Regions from separate parts of the Homo sapiens genome. Here region 2 is linked to region 1. A link is an interaction called in ENCODE POLR2A ChIA-PET data of the cell type or tissue named here. Cell type or tissue: GM12878. All regions are shown on one strand. Links, peaks and the distances in the headings refer to the core of each region. The heading gives the core; the rest is flanking DNA.

What was found. Peaks named below come from ENCODE experiments on the same cell type or tissue, not always from the same donor. Only the 100,000 strongest peaks of a DNase experiment are listed, where the experiment ranks them.
Region 2: POLR2A ChIA-PET joins it to region 1 with 10 read pairs; 11 of 35 experiments call an interaction of 5 or more read pairs at or near these places.

Annotation. Positions count from the first base shown.
Region 1 is chr17:58,340,401-58,348,727 of GRCh38, forward strand. SUPT4H1 (SPT4 homolog, DSIF elongation factor subunit) reads right to left here. Exons shown (of 5, transcript NM_003168.3): 3 at 7,129-7,184; 4 at 6,788-6,841; 5 at 4,778-5,913. The coding sequence ends at 5,846. The region is part of intron 3 of TSPOAP1-AS1 (TSPOAP1, SUPT4H1 and RNF43 antisense RNA 1); the gene reads left to right. Among named protein-coding and RNA genes, the nearest start is that of SUPT4H1, 7.6 kb to the right of the region's middle. RefSeq lists an enhancer at 3,818-4,347. In GM12878, for the core only: a CTCF peak has its summit at 4,631; DNase peaks (open chromatin) are centred at 4,221 and 4,591; H3K4me3 peaks cover 5,026 bases; H3K27ac peaks cover 5,965 bases.
Region 2 is chr17:58,229,274-58,237,600 of GRCh38, forward strand. It overlaps LOC105371841 (a long non-coding RNA gene), which reads left to right. Exons shown (of 2, transcript XR_934884.4): 2 at 3,387-4,306. Among named protein-coding and RNA genes, the nearest start is that of LPO, 5.1 kb to the right of the region's middle. In GM12878, for the core only: a CTCF peak has its summit at 3,802; DNase peaks (open chromatin) are centred at 3,678 and 4,448; H3K4me3 peaks cover 874 bases; H3K27ac peaks cover 1,663 bases.

The DNA.
Region 1 (8,327 bases), core at 231-8,230:
TTTACAACAATGACTTTGAACCAAATCAGGTTAAATCACATTCAGAATCTTGTATCCAAATAGCAAGGAAGTATATAACACATTTTTAAAAATTTAAGCTAGGTGTAGTGGCACATGCCTGTAGTCCCAGCTACTTGTGAGGCTGAAGCGGGAGAATCTCTTGAGCCCAGGAATTCAAGGCCAGTCTAGGCAACATAGTGAGACCCTGTCTAAAAAAAAAGAACCACAGAAAAACAAACAAAAAAACAAAAAAAAAACCCAAACCAAACTTTATCTTATAAAAAACGAGAACATAAAGATTAAAATTTTAAAAAAACCTTGGCCAGGCACAGTGGCTCACGCATATAATCCTAGCCTTTTAGGAGGCTGAGGCCGAAGGAACACTTGAGGCCAGGAATTTGAAACCCTGTCTCTACAAAAAATACCAAAAATACCCCCAAAATGAGCTGGGTGGAGTGGTGCGCACCTGTATTGTTAGATACTCTAGGAGCTGAAGTGAGAGGATTGATTGAGCCCAGGAGCTGGAGGCTTCAGTGAGCTACAATCGTGCCACTGCGCTCCTGCCTGGGAAACAGAACAAGACCCTGTCTTTGGAAAAAAAAAAAAAAAAAAAAAGCCCTGGTGCTTGAAGGAAAATGTTTCTGTTTTGATTCAGTTTTGATGTATTTATGTATGATATATGTGGTGGAACACCTATTACCATTACCCAACAATGCTGGAAGGATGAAATTCTTGTCACACCTATCTAGAACTTACCTAGAGATAGGCAACCTTGGATAATGACAATTCCTTACATAGTTTACAACTCTCAAATTGCTTTTGCCTAAATTATTGTATTTGATTTTTTTTTTTTTTTTTTTGAGACAGGGTCTTGCTCTGTTGCCCAGGCTAGAGTGCAGTGGCACAACTGGGACTCACTGCACCCGTGACCTCCTGGGCTCAAGTGATCCTCCTGCCTCAGCCTCCCAAGTAGTTGGGACTACAGGCGTGTGCCACCACGCCCAGCTAATTTTAAAAAAATTTTTAGTAGAGACAGGGCATCGCCCTTTGCACAGGCTGATCTCAAACTTCTGAGCTCAAGCAATCCACCTGCCTCAGCCTCCCAAAATGCTGGGATTACAGGCGTGAGCCACCACACCCAGCCAAAGCAAACTTTTTATTTGAAGTATAACAGTGAACAAATCCTAAGTATATAACAATATATTTCCAGAAAGTGAACTGACCTACATAACTAGCATCAAGATCAAGATAAAAGGCCGGACGCAGTGGCTCATGCCTGTAGTCCCAGCAGTTTGGGAGGCCGAGGTGGGTGGATGGCTTGAGCCCAGGAGTTCGAGACCAGCCTGGGCAGCATGACAAAACCCCGTCTCTACCAAAATATAAAAATTAGCTGGATGTGGTGGTGGATGCCTGTAGACCCCGCTACTTGAGGCACTGAGGTGGGAGGATCAACTGAGCCCAGGAGGTTGAGGCTGCAGTGAGCCATGATCATGCCACTGCACTGCAGTCTGGGTGACAAAGTGAGACCCTGTCTCAAAAAAAAAAAAAAAAAGTGAAAGAAAATAAAAGAAAGAAAGAAAGGGAAGGAAGGGAGAAAGAAAAGAAAGAAAAAGGAAGGAAGGAAGGAAGGAAAGAAAGAAACAAAATATAACCAGCACCTTAGGTGCTTCTCATGCCCTCCTCCACCACCACCTATCACAGCTAACCACGATCCTGCCCTTAACATCATAGTTTTGTCAACTGCACTTCCTAGACAAGAAACTTCATTTTAGAGGTGACTTGGGAAAGTCACAGGGTTGGTGGCTGGTGGAGGCAGCAGGGCCAGGACTCTGCCCTTAGTTAGATACATGTATTTTCATCGCACAAGTCTCAGTGTTCCAGTGGGGTGTGACGGTGCCATCATCAGTCTGCAGATTGAGGGAGGTGAGGAGGAAAAAGAGAGGTTGGGAGGTGTGGGGCACACAGGTCAGCAGGTGCGTAAGAGCTGCTGGAGTGGAATAGAAGATGCAGCCAGGGGTAACTCATGAAGGGCTAGACTGGTTTCCCAATGCTCTGCACAGGAATCCTTGAGTAAATCCCAAGGATCCCCTCCCTGGGCCATTGCCCCACTGCCTCCATCTCTTTGGCTAATTTTAGACTTAGGGACTAGAGTGGTGGGATTAGAGTGGTTGGTGGGCTCAACGTGTAGGGACAATGTGTTGTAATAACTTCACTCAGAAGAAAGCTAATGCCTCACACTGGTTCTGTTGAACACTTATGGAGGGAAAAAAACTTGCTGTGTTTGTGGACAACTATGTCACAAACAGTTAGTAGCCCTAAACTTAGTGTGGACATTATATTTCTTGAGCTGAGGCTCCACTACTTGATTATGGCTAAAACACTTTTAACTCTTTTCTTCCCCACCCCGAGACAGAGTCTTGCTCTGTCACCCTAGCTGGAGTGCAGTGGCACGATCTTGGCTCACTGCAACCTCCGCCTCCCGAGTTCAAGCACTTCTCCTGCCTCAGCCTCCCATGTAGCTGGGATTACAGGCGCCCGCCACCACACCTGGCTAACTTTTTATATTTTTAGTAGAGACGGGGTTTCACCATCTTGGCCAGGCTGGTCTTGAACTCCTGATCTCATGATCCACCCACCTTGGCCTCCCAAAGTGCTGGGATTACAGGCATAAGCCACCGTGCCCAGTCAAGACACTTTAACTCTTTGAGTCTCAGTCTCCTCATCACCAAATAAGGATGTTAACTAGTTCCAGGGTTTCTGTGAGAATCAAATGAGATACTGGATATGAAAGCCCTTTGTCAACTGTATTTGGGTTTGTTTTGTTGTTTTCTGAGACACGGTCTCACTCTGTCCCCCAGGCTGGAGTGCAGTGGCGCCATCACGGCTCACTGCAGCCTCAAACTCCCAGACTCAAGGGATCCTCCCACCTCAGCCTCCCAAGTAGCTGGGACTACAGGTGTACACCACCATGCCTAGCTAATTTTTTGTAGAGATGGGCTTTTGCCATGTTGCCCAGGTTGGTCTTACACTCCTGGGTTCAAAGTGATCTGCCCGCTTTGACCTCCCCAAGGTGCTGGGATTAGAGGCATGAGCCACAGCACCCAGCACCTTTGTCAACTGTAAAAATATTTACATGAAAGGCTTTACTGATACTAAACATGAACCAGACTTCCAGACAAAGTTATTATTAGTCTGTTCTTAAACATGACCTACCTGCCTCTTTCATAGAGACCAGATGTCAGGGAGGGGACCTGAGGATCAAGTAGCAGGCTGCAGACAGACTAGGAGTAACAAGGCAGAAGCCACACCAAGAGCAAAGCCTCAGTTCCCAACCCTGGTGAAACTGCTCCCCTCCAAGACCAGACCATCCTGACCCTTGCTCTATCAGCTACCAGTCCTTTCTTGAGCTGGAGGCTGCATTATCAATGCACTGCCACTGAGCTCCTCAGTGTTCTGGGAGACCCTAATTCCACAGTATGTGGCAGGGAGGAAGCAGGGAATGAGGCAAGGGCAGGCAAGGGGAAGGCAGCCTGGCTACTATTCCTAGTCTCTGTCTGACTTGCATCTGTCCTTGTTGAGCTAGGGAGGAGGCTTGCTCTTCAGGAGAGAAGCCAAACTACTGAGCAAGACAAGGAGAGATCTTAAGATGCTATGCACTCAGAACTTCGGCAGCCAGGACGGGACTGAAACTCTGACAGACACAATGGGCCAATGGGGCAGGACATAGCTCTCATGGCTGCCCTCATAGCCATGGAAAGCAGGGCAGCAGTACCAGGACCGCCCACTCCCAGGGAGCTGTGAACCAAGTCCTTGTCTTAGTTTCTTTGGGTTCCCAGTAGAGGATGGGACTCCAGCACCTTTCTGCCTGTCTGGGTTGCTGAGTGGCACCACCTGCATGTTCAAGTACCAGAGAAAGCAAGAAAGCTAATTCAGCAGCAGCTCCCGGGGAGAGCCCACTTGGCACAGTCTGTAGAGTCCAGGAAGGAAAACAGGCCACCCTTCCCCCACAAGCATCAATGCCTATGCTATGTCTTTTGCTTCCTGTGAGACTGTCAGTTAGGGCCCAGTTCAGTGTAGGGCTGAGGCAGCCTGAATGTGGTTATTTGTGCAAGCTCCTCTTGCCTCCCCTCCCCACAACTGTTTCCATTCTCACCAAGCAGCCACGTCCGGGTCAGACACCCAGGACAGCAGCTGGGGCTTTCCAAGGGACTTTTTGAGAAGCTAGTGAAAGTTGGGTGTTGGCTGCACAGCCTGGGCACTTGCTGAAACGCACTTCTTCCATCCAGGACGTAAGCTCTAGCCTGGCAGGGTTGCTTTCAGGTTGAAATTGAACAGAAATCACCACCCACGGAGCTTTCTGTTTGCTGGGCTGGGGAAATCCTTGAGAAACTCAGTTTGGAGTTGGGGTTATCTGACCATTCCCTCAGAGCTTGAAGGCACCAGAGAAAATGGTTTTGGTTTGAAGACCATAGTGGACATGAGCAGCCCGGCCAGTCCCAGTTTCCCTCCCATAGGCCTATGTGAGGACAAGGAAGGGGAGTAGACAAACTAATCAGAGTCAGGTCGCATCTCTCCTCCTTCCCACACTCTCCAGGCCACAGGTAACAAGCAAAATCAACTCAAGAGCAACACCAGGTGGCTGAGACACAAAGCCCTAGCACAGGCAGCTCTGCCCTAGCACAGCACAGCTCACCCTGCAGTTGTGGTTCTCAGCATTTCCCCTACTATTTTGGCTGATTGTGCACATATTCTATGTATTGAAAAATGGCCCAAAAAGGAGAGCAAAAGTATTTCACCTTTATAATACTTATATAATTTTCACATAGCTTCGTTTCTACAATCACAACAATCCTGAGGTAAACAGGCAGGGTGCAATCATTCTCTTTTTAGAGGGAGAACAAGGAACTTAGGGAAATCAAAATGGGGATACGAACAGGATTTCTGTGGAAATTTAAATGAGAATTTGTGGTAAATTTTTTTATCCTAAAACAACTCACCTTGGCCGAAAAATGGGATGTTACCCAAGGTCCCCTACTAGGCCGGAGGAGAAAAGGACCTACCTCCTACAGGGGCACAAACAAGGGAGACTAGGACTCAATGGTCGCCCAAGGCCCAAGGGTCTCCAGTGAGTGCTTGAGACTGGCCTAAGGTATAGGAAGAGCCGTGAAGAGAAGAAAATAGACAAGCAGGGGAGGGAAGAATTATTAAACATGGTCAAGGAGCACTCTACAAAGCCTCAGGATTTCTTCAAGGGATACTGCTGTGCCAGGTCTCGAGGGCAGAAGGATACAAGTGTGAGACACCAGGGCCACCAAGTTGATGGGGTTACTGAGCCTCTGGATCAGCACCCTCCGATAGGAAGCAAGGAAGCACACTACAAAGGCTGCAATCCCAGAGGCTGAGACAGTCAAGAGGGAGTAGAAGGGCCTCTGCTGCTCTGGGAAGGTTCTTATAGGGCAAATAAGCTATTACTGTGCCTAAGAGAATGGAAGAGGGAGGCAAGGCAGGTGTCATGGCCTTCAGAACTTTCTCGAGGTTCATATTTATTGACATTTGACCTAGAGTCCTTGGCATGGGGAAGGCACAGACCTGGGCCACGGGTAGGAAAATCAGCATCCTACTCTCTCCTCAATTCCATCTGTTAATCCACCAACCCAAATCCCTCCCACCCCACCTGTAGTCCAAAGAAGATAAAATGATAAAATGATGTGCTGCTCTCTCAACAGTCAGCTGAGTCTGAATTGGAGGGTAGGAAGTATTTGAAGTTCTGTTCATTTAGTTCCAGAACAAGAAATAAGCAGAGGCAGGAGGTGGAGAGCAAAGATGCTGGCAGCCTTGCATCTTGCTAGGTCTTTATAGCTGTGTCTCTGGATTTGTAGGCCACTCCTCGACTTTTCAGCTCCCGCACGATTCCTGAAGCAGGAAAAGAAACAGTTCTGTGAGGTAAGATTCAGAAGGGTAAGATAGGCCACTCAGCTGCCACCTTGAGGGGGGTACTATAAGCAAACTGGAGTTCCTAGACTACTTATCAATCGTCTGCTTGGCCAGGCACGGTGGCTCATGCCTGCAATCTCAGCACTTTGGGAGGTCAAGGTGGATCACTTGAGGTCAGGAGTTCAAGACTAGCCTGGGCTACAGAGCAAGGCCCCATCTCTACAAAAAAATTTTAAAAATTAGCCAGGTGTAGTGGCTTGCACCTGTAGTGCCAGCTATTTGGGAGGCTGAGGCGGGAGGATCCCTTGAATCCATGAGTTCAAGGCTGCAGTGAGCTCTGATAATGCCACTATACTTCAGCCTGGGTGACAGAGACTCTGTCTCAAAAAAAAAAAAAAAAAAAAAGGTCCTGCTTAGTTGACTCATTACTAGTGAAGACCCAGGCAGGTATTCGGTAAGAATGAGAAGAAAAAGAGGGATACATGTAGTCATCAAAAGCAAAGGTTCTAAGCCAAGCACCTGTAGTCCCAGCTACTCAGGAGGCAGAGGTGGGAGGAGCACATGAGCCCAGGAGTTAGAGTCCAGCCTGGGCAACATAGTGAGACCTTGTCTCTAAAAAAAATAAAAAACAGAAACAGCAAAAATTCTGGAGCCAGAATGCCTGGATTCCAATCCTGGCTCCTCATTTACTACCTGGTGACCTCCAGCAAGTGATTTAACCTCTCTGTGCCTGGTTCCCCCCATCTGTAAAATGCTGAACCTCATAGAATGTGAGAATTGGCATTAATTCAGATAAAAAAACTTCCACAGAGCTTTACAGTAAATGAACATTGGCTGTTATGATTATTATTACCTTGGGGCAGGCGACCAGTGACTGACACCGCATATACACCTGGCTTAAAGTTACCTGAGAGAGAAGAAAAAAGATACAAGATTACAGTGAAGTTAGTTAAGACTCAAGATCAAATGGAAGCTTAAGCTAAAGAAGTGATGCAACTCCAAGAGAAGAGCTATTCCCTCTTTTGGCTACAAGTGTTAAATGACAAGGCACAGGACACTGCTTCCCTGTGTTTCCTACAACCCGATCTTTCCCACCCTGAGGTCACTCATCTTGCTGATTTGAGACTCCCTAATGGACCTGAGGAACAGTAACAACACTACAACTAAGCCAAAAGGAGACAGGCCAACACTTACTGACTCGCTGCCACTTGGAGACCCAGCTGTCCTCTGGACTCATCATCGCAATGATTCTAGGGAGGGAAAAGAAATGGAGAGTCAGCCTGAGCCTCCCTGGGCCTGAGCTCAATTCTGAGAGAGGAATCTAGGAAAAAGCCAAGTACCGAGTCTCCACTGGAAAGCTGGCAAAACTGCCTTCTGATGTTGGGATGAGGCTGACTCAAAGCTAGGACTGACAAAAGTTCTTCATTCTTATGTCCTTGGCCGGCCAGCCACAGGTCAGTTTCCATCCCCAAAAGATTATCTCACTCAGCTCACAAACATCCTTAGCCTAACATTCCCTAGAAAATGAGACGGCTTTAGGACAAGGGGTCCAATAGTTACAACTAACACAACTACAAGGGGTCTAGGGCCTAGTGCAAAGAGGAGGGTGAGTGAAAACAACGGATCCTCCTACTAGAAAGGAGTTCAACTTGGCTAAACTTTTCCTCTTAATGACCTATACATATGGGGACCCCTCTAATGACCTATACATGTGGGGTTCCCTTCTCAGAACCTCATCAGTAAGCTGAGACTCAAAGGTTGAGATAATACATGAAAAACACCTAGCACAAAGACTAGCACAGAGTAGGTGCTAAATAAGCATTAGCTCTCCTCATTATCCTAATAGTCCTTCCCAGGTAGCTGTGATTCCAGAGGAATGGTAAGGCTATTCAAGGGCTAGAAGATGCTGCTTGAGCAAGATGGGTAAGCATTTTTGTCATTCAACGCATTCAATCAAATGCTTACTGACTGCCTATTGTGTGGGTGTAAGCACTGACATTTGTTGACTGCCTCAATATGCCTCCCCTCTTCTCTCAGTAACAATCTTGGATTCTTATTTGAGAAGATTCCCTTCCCATCCAAATCCTACATTCTCAGCCATGCGCTGTTAAGTGGAACCGACCCTACCTCCAGGGGTGACAAGCAGAACACTAGCCCCCAGCCCTGCAGCCTGATGGGAGATAGGCATGTATGCAGGCCATCCTCCTGACCACAAGTATATTCTTCTCTGTCCTTTGCAATCTATCTTTTTAGCCTTAGGGTCCCTACAGCCCAACCTTATGATTTAACCTAAACAGAATTCCCACTGTTCTCCAAAAACATCCTGGTTTTTCCCATCCTAAGCCTTTGCTCTAGTCACTCCCTTTATTTGGAATGTTCTCTCTCTCTCTCAC
Region 2 (8,327 bases), core at 126-8,125, 110 kb before region 1:
GCTCTCCACCTCCAGGACCACCAGGCACTACCTCTTTCCAGGATACCATTAGTTCCTACCTTCGTCATTGCAACAGGGTGCCTCCTGACCTTCCTCTCTGCAGTCCTACCCTCCACCTCTTCCCCACCCTAAAGCCAAGTGATCTTTCTACAGCAATAATCTAATGACCCTTAAAATATCTTTGCCAATTAAGGAACAGGCACATGTTCCAATTCAGGCCAGTGAGACGTAAGAAAAAGCTTGCCAGGATTTCTGGGAAAGCTATTCTTTCTCTTCTGTGAGATTCTCTGCCTTCCCCTGCAGGGGGTTGTGTGCCATTTTGCCTGCAAGGGAAGGATGGAGTTGAAGCTGAGAGGAGGTAAAGCCAGGAGAACTGCAGGGTGAAGGAAGCCAGGCCCATTGAAGTAATTCAACCCTGAAGTCAACCCTATCCCTGGATTCTTGTTAGAGGTTTTTTTTTTTTTCAAATGATCAAAAAATATGGAACAATTATTGGTTGCATAGCAATGTGAATACTTGACAAAACTGAACAGTACACTTAAACATGGTTAAGATGGTAAATTTTATATTATGTGTATTTTACCACAACTAAAAAAAATTACACCAACAACAGCAACACAAATATGGAACAAATCGTATAATCACCATCCATGTGCCCAGCATTCAATTTGAAATTTGCCTTGTTAGTTAAGCCAATTTGAGCTAGTTTGTTGGTGACCTGGGCCCAGCAAACGCATGCTAAGTAATACGGAATGTGTGCCTGGAAGTAGGCATGCTGCAATTAACAGGCTTATACTTGATGGAATTGGCTGAAGAGATAGGGCTTGCTCATGAGCTAGAAAGTTAGCAATCCTATTTAAGGGATTGTGAAATAGAACTGGTTTCTCTGCCTGTTGAAGTTTAATGTGCAAAAAAATCACCTGGGGATCTTGTTCAAATGAAGATCCTGATTTGGTGGGAACTGAGAGTCTGCGTTCCTAACAAGCTCCCAGGTGGTGCCACTGCTGCTGAGCCATGGACCACACTTTGGATAGGAAGGAGTTACACTGATGTGTCTGGGAATGGGGACCACATACTATGCAGGCTGTTGCATTAGGAGGATGGTGGGGAAAATTCAGGATATTGGATTGTGTTACCAACTTCTTACAGCCCTCAGTAAGGTTCTACAAGAGACAGGCCCTTAGTTTCACACTGGCCTATGTGAAAACAAGAAAATACATCTCTGTTAAGAGAGGTTCTCTCTTGGCGGGGCACGGTGGCTCATGCCAGCACTTCGGGAGGCCGAGGCAGGTGGATCACAAGGTCAGGAGTTCAAGACCAGCCTGTCCAAGATGGTGAAACCCCGTCTCTACTAAAAATACAAATATTAGCTGGACGCCGTGGCAGTGCCTGTAATCCCAGCTACTCGGGAGGCTGAGGCAGGGGAATTGCTTGAACCCGGGGGCGGAGGTTGCAGTGAGCCAAGGTTGAGCCACTGCACTCCAGCCTGGGTGACAGAGTGAGACTCCATCAAAAAAAAAAAAAAAAAAAAAAAAAAGAGGTTCTCTCTGCCTATGAACTGAAATTTAAAAATGGCTGAAATGTGATCACGTGACTATGTCATCTTGGTCAACTTTTTAGAGTCTGCCCATATTTGTAGAATGAATGCATGAATGAGTGAGTGAGCTTGCTATAAGAAAGAGCTAGATAATTAGAGCCTCCCAGCAATGAAGCAGGTTGCCATGTAAATACTGAGCTCCCCAACCCCGGAAGTGTTCAAGCAGTGACTTGATGACCATCTGTCAGCTTTAATGTAAATAAATATGACCTGGGGATTTTGTGAAAATGCAGATTCTGATTTGGTACATCTGGGTGGGGCCTGAGATTCTGTATTTCTGAGTAGCTCCCAGAAGATTCCAATGCTATAAGACTTTGGATCATACCTTGAGGAGCAAGGATGTAGTGGGGAATCCTACAGAGGGTAGAAAGTTCAGCTAGATTAGTAGTTTCCAAATCTACCCGTATGTCAGACTCACCCAGGAGATTTATTAGAAATAGAGGTTCTCCAACTCCAATGCCAGAGCTGGAATTCTGTAGACCAGGAGCAGAGTCTGGATGCCTGTATTTTTCCCAAGCTTTCCACTGATTCAGATGCAACCTTTGGGAATCACTGAACCAGAGGCTTCTGAAATGTTGTTCAAACTCTAAGCTTACTTTTTAAAAGAATCAGACAAATATAAATCATGATGAGGCAAAGCCAGGCTGACTAAAATCCCCTTGCTATACTTACTTGGCAAATATCACCAGGGTCAAAACACTGCCTTGTTATTTATGAGTCCTAGATCTATGCTTAAATCCATTTCTAGAGAATGTCATATTTCCTATATTTTTGCAGATTGGAATTACATTATGCTCTTAAAGTAGCCCAATTAATGATTTCTTGAACCCCAGCAACTTGTAGTGAAACAACATAATTATGTTAAAAGAGGGAACTTCCACATTAGGTTTCTTGGAGAATGTTTCAAAAGATAAAAATAGCAAGGAAATCTAGGGTTGTGTGACACATCGAAAACATCCCACAAACGGGAATCTTCCCAATTGAGTCTGTTAGGTCATGGTCTCTTGCTCTCATTGCAGCTGTGAGCAGGGAATTGCAGATCCCTAATCTGAGGCTGTAAAGTTTTATTGCTACAGATTTGATAAGTTCTAGGAGGGCAGAATCTCAGGCAGATTTGATCAATTTCTGTTTTTCTTACCCATTCATCATTTTCTCTTTTGACATGGCCACAAATGGGAGGGTTCATGAAGGTGGGCCAGCACCACGTTTTAGAACTTGGGGCTGGAGGGAGAGGCTGGACTTTTACCCCACTGCAGGGGTTAGAAGGGCCAGTTGAATTTGTAGGATGTGAAATCCAGTAAGGACCATGATTAAATTGCCAGCAGTGGCAGTGCCTCGGGCACTGGATCGAAATTCAGGGCAAAATTTCAGAGTTTAGACATGGAAAGCTAACAGTGGGGCCATCACCTCATGGGGGGCCAGGTACTGAAGTCAAAATGGGCCTCCTGAAATCTGTAGCAAGAAGGGAAAAGAGAAAACATGAGTTACTATAAGCAATGCAGGCCGGTTTTCAGCTGTCAGGCTAGGAAATTCTGCTAGGCTTTATTTCAGCAGACGGACATCATCAGCTATGCAGTATCCAGGTCCACAGGGACTTCAGAGAGGTGGGAGCAACTAGCCTAGGTTGCCGAGTTCAAGAGCAGAAACCCTGCCTGGGCCAGCTGTTGTCCTCAGGCTGAAGATGGACTCTTTCACATCCATGTGACCAAAAGAGGGCAAAACTAGAGTTGGCTCCTTGGGGACAGGGTGGTGCCATGGCCCCCATCATCTCCTTTTTTCTTCCCATCAGATAGCAAGCAGCTCATTGGAGAGCCACACAGTCACCAGGACAGAGAGAATGCCCAGCAGCAGAAGCCAAAAAAAGAAACTTTCCCTTTCTGTCTCCTCTGTCTGTGGCGTGCAACCCAGCTATGAGGACGTGGGGTTGAAGCCATTTCCTTTTTCAGTTTCAGCTTCTGACCCTCCTCAGGATTAGAAGTGGCGATTCAGAGGCTGGGAGGGTGAAAGCATGACTTCTCAAGAACCAGCTCGTGCTGAAGTCACTGCTCACCTTCCTGTCTCAGGGATGCTCCTGATGCTAATGACGTCGTGTGAATCATGCTCTACGTGTCTGCATGCCTGAGCCGAGCTTATCCTCATGGCACCCTGTGAGGCAGGCTGCTGCTCCTACTCCCACTCACCAGAAGAGGAAGCCGAGGCTCAGAGACTGAGTAACTCTTGAGGTTACACAGCCACCGAGCAGGGTCATTAGGGCCCTATGAGATTTCCTTCCGACTCCGCTCTGAACTCACTCTCGTAGGCCCAAGCTGGGCGCCTCCCCCAGGGAACACCGTAGTGGCCCGGAAAACAGAGAGCACAGGTTACATTTGGCTCACATTCTTGGTGTGTCCACTGTAGGTTGCTGTGAAGTAAATTTTAAATTTTTATATAAAAACAAACAGATAATTTCTTGAGTGGGACATAAAAGCATGAATTTGAAAGTTAAAATGTAAGATATTGACCTTTTACTTAATAATAATGTAACAATATTGCTTTATTAACTGTGACAAATGTACCATTGTAAAATAAGATAATCATAATGAAAACTGGGTGTGGAGTGTGCAGGAACTCTGTATTATCTTTGTAATAATATGGTAAATCTAAAATTGTTCTAAAATAAAAATTTTTCTCTTTAAAAAAGTAAGATATCAAATAAATTTTAGAATCTCAGTTTCCTTCAGGGGTACCTGGTCATGATTATCTTTTGTTAGAGGCATATCAGAGGCCATGTTGCTCGCTGAGTAGAAGGACATTCTACAGTGTACGCTTACAGCCTCTTGAAAAGCCTGTATTCATTAAGAGAAGAAAAAGAGGGTGGGACAGTGAAGATTCTTTCACTTCCTCTCCCCAGCCTCTGTCCCCTTCTTAGCACTGTGCGAAGAGTGAGAGGTAATAACCACTTCACCCTCCCCAGGTTTCCACCAGAGTGGAAGGGGTTCCATCACAGACAGACTATTTGAGCATTTCACCCCATTCCAGCCTCCACCACAATCCTACAAATTCAACTGGCCCTTCTAACCCCTGCAGTGGGGTAAAAGTCCAGCCTCTTCCAGAGACAGGAGAATCACTTGAACTCAGGAGGCAGAGGCTGCAGTGAACCAAGATAATTCCACTGCACTCCAGCCTGGGCGACAGAGCGAAACTCCGTCTCAAAAAAAAAATAAATAAATAAAAAATAATAAATAAATAAATAAATAAATAAATAAAGTGGGGGGTAATTCAGGGCAGGGCAGAACCAGAATGTGGGGAAGTCAAGGAAGCCACAGAGGCAAGAGATTTATGAAGGACAAATGGACAGGATTCAGTGACCAAGAAGATGGGAGGAAGGGGAGGAAGAGAAAAGAGGGAAAGAAAAAAGAAAAATGCCCAGGGTGTCTCCCTGGTTTCCAACTTGAGTGACAGAGAATGATCACATTCCCAGCAGAATTTTTCTTCTTTCTCAACAAGATTCTTCCTGTTCTTTTGTTTCTGGTTGTCCCTCAGAACTAAGGAGAAACAGCCTTTGGGATAGTTGTCCCCCTACCCCATCCCAGCTGGTCCTAAGAGTAAGAACATAGGATTCTCATCCCCCTTTTATATAAAGAGAACCTGAGGGTATGTAATGTGTACAAGACTGTACAATGAGGCAGAAGCTCACTGGCACTGGGACCTACAAGATCTACTGATTCACAATTGAATTCTAAACATCACAGCCCAAGGGAACCAACACAATTACTTAGTGGACCCATTTCTCTTTCCAGAGAAGGAAACTGAGACCTCTGAATAAAGAGTAATTTTCCCAATGTCACATGCTGCTGACTAGCAAGCTAGGACTAGAGCCTGGCTTGCTGAGTTTTAATAATCCAGTGCTCCTTGCATTTTCGCTAGTTGCTTTGTCACATCTGTATGCACGTGTGTGTGCAAACACATACACACACACATACACATGCTTGCTTGCTTGAGAAACAGGGCATTTTATTCGCATGATATTTTCTTTATGGACTTATCACAAAGCATATCCTCAGACTGCTCACAGAATAACAATAGCAATTCAAGATTGTTTTTTGTTTAAAATCCTGTGTTTCTTTATTTGTGGCTTAAGTGGGAATTGGTTTATTGCCCCATCTCTACCCTGAGCAACTCAGGATTTATTCAGACTGTCTTGCTCCATTGAGGTCTATCCCCTTCCCCAGCCCTATGCCTACATTACCCTGCCAAGGCAGGGAACAGATCTGACAGCTTTTTTGCTTAAGCAAACTTATTAAAATTCATAATTTGTCAACTAATTAGGAAGAGAGAGGATTAGGAGTAAGAAAAAACCAGAAGCACATACTATTAGGTGCTCAGTGAATATTTAAGAGGAACAGGGAAAGAGGGAGGAAAGGAAAGACAACACTGAGGGGAAATGGTTGAATGGCATTAACTGAAAAAAAAAAAAAAAAAGATTTGCCATTAATGAAGAGAAGGAAGAGACAGTATTCTGCCCACCCACCAGGTCGGTTCCCAGGGAAGCCCTTCAGTCTCAGCATGCTGTGGCTAAGTGGAAAAATTCATTGATCATAGGTTTGCCAGTTGGAACCCTTGTGTTATGCCAATCTCAGAAGCTACCAAGCATCAGATCAATTCTCCCACTAAAAAATACTAGGAGGCCGGGCTCAGTGGCTCATGCCTGTAATCCTAGCACTTTGGGAAGCCAAGGCAGGAGGATCACTTGAGCCCAGGAGTTCGAGACTAGTCTGGGTAACATAGGGAAACCCTGTCTCTACAAAAAATTAAAAACTAGTAGGGAATGGTGGTGCATACCTGTAGTCCCAGCTACTTGGGAGGCTGAGGTGGGAGGATGGCGTGAGCCCTTGCACTGACTGGTGGTTGCACCACTGCACTCTAGCCTGGGAGGCAGAGTGAGACCTTGTCTCAGAAAAAAAAAAAAGTTGCTAGGAGAAGATAACAGAGCCTCCTCCTGTCTGCTAGAGAGACATACAACCCATCCCAAATATTTCTTTTTCTCATCTATAAATCCCTCCTCTCTCTCCAAAGGGGGCTGCCTGGCAATGTCCCCATCCCTTCCAACAGCTCATGCCGCCCTGGGACACCATTCAGAGAAGCTCTGCCATCTGCACACCCCTCCAGAGGCCAGGGACAGCTTAAGCCAGAGTGCCTGGGTTCCTCCCTTCTCTGGGGTAGAACTAGTGGATGAATCCCAAAAGGGGTAAACATGGGCATATAGAGCCACCCTTGGGACAAGAAGTCTGTTTGTTTGGTGTTCTAGGAAACCAACAAAAGGAAATGCATTTTAGCCAGGAAAGAAAAGAAAAAAAACAACCCTGCCCAGCTATGAATGACAGCCAAGCCAGCAGACAAAGGTGAAAACAGACAGCTAAGGAAGGGACTAGCTATGCGCCCATGGGAGAGAGCACCTGACATGGGCCCAGTGTGAGAGCTACAATCACCTTACACAAATAGAATGGTCACTGTGTTACCAACCATGAGTATCCTTTGGATCAACCAAAGGTTGTGTATGCAGCATGCAGCATTCTAATTCTAGAAGGCGACAGAGGTGAGCCAGCTATGTCCAAAATCAGTCTCATTTATAAACTGTGTGTTCCTGGGAAGTATGTGTGCATGTTTGTGTGTGTGTGTGGGTGTGTGTACTGTCATGTGCCAGCGATAGACCTTATCTTCATTGGGTACTCCCTGCTGCTGCTGCTTTTGCTAAAATATCTTGGACTCTGCACTGACATATGAGAAGCTATTGGCCTTTTTAGCTTTCTCCTGAACTTTCTGCCTTCCACTCTCCATTTCTCAGGCCAATTTGCCATTCCCACATGGGAAGACATCTACCTGTGCTACAGATTTGACTAGACTGAGATAAACCCATGAAAACATGTCATCACATGTCAGCAAAGCTCTCAAATAAAAATTAGCTATAGAACAATAGGCATGTCACTGTCAGATTGACTGCCTCCAGGTGTGCTTCACGGCCAATATCAAGGAAGGTCCTTACTGGGCTGGAGCTGACACTGCCCCATCCTATTTGACCCATTACAGAAAGACCAAAGCTAGGACATATCATATCATGTCATAACATGATAAAACCCGGGAATAATCAGACCTGTATTTTGCTGTTACCCTGACCAATAAGTCACTATATTTTGTACATAGGAAGCAATGTTATCCCATAGGGTCTTCTAAAAGGAAGTTCCATCTTCAGATTATTCAGAACCAACTAGGTCAAGATCTGCCTAACAACACAGCTTCCTGAACATATTAAGCATAAAACTCAGAGGCAAGAACCTTGAGAAACATGTGCCAAAGTTCAGGGAATGGTCAGACACAGAAAAACAATGCTTGGCTAAGGAGCTGAAGTGTGTTTCAAAGAAAACAAGAAGAGCCTGATGTCTCATTCACCTCTCCTGGACAGCTGCCTTCTTCCGAGATGCCCAGCTTATTTGCCTGGATTCATCACGAGAGAAGTAGTTTTTAGATATATTCCACCATCTAGAGAAAGGAAATATCACTTTTTTGAAGGCGAACCAAGAAGTCTGTTTTGGGGTTGATAAATTTCTGACAGTTGCTCCCAGAGTATTTTCAACTCAAAGTATAATTTCATAAAGAGGCTTATTATGTTTTAAATTGTCTGTCTGTAAAATATACTTTCATGAAATTTTGTTTTCTCGGAATCTTCCTTTTTCCTTCTTGTATGAATCTAATG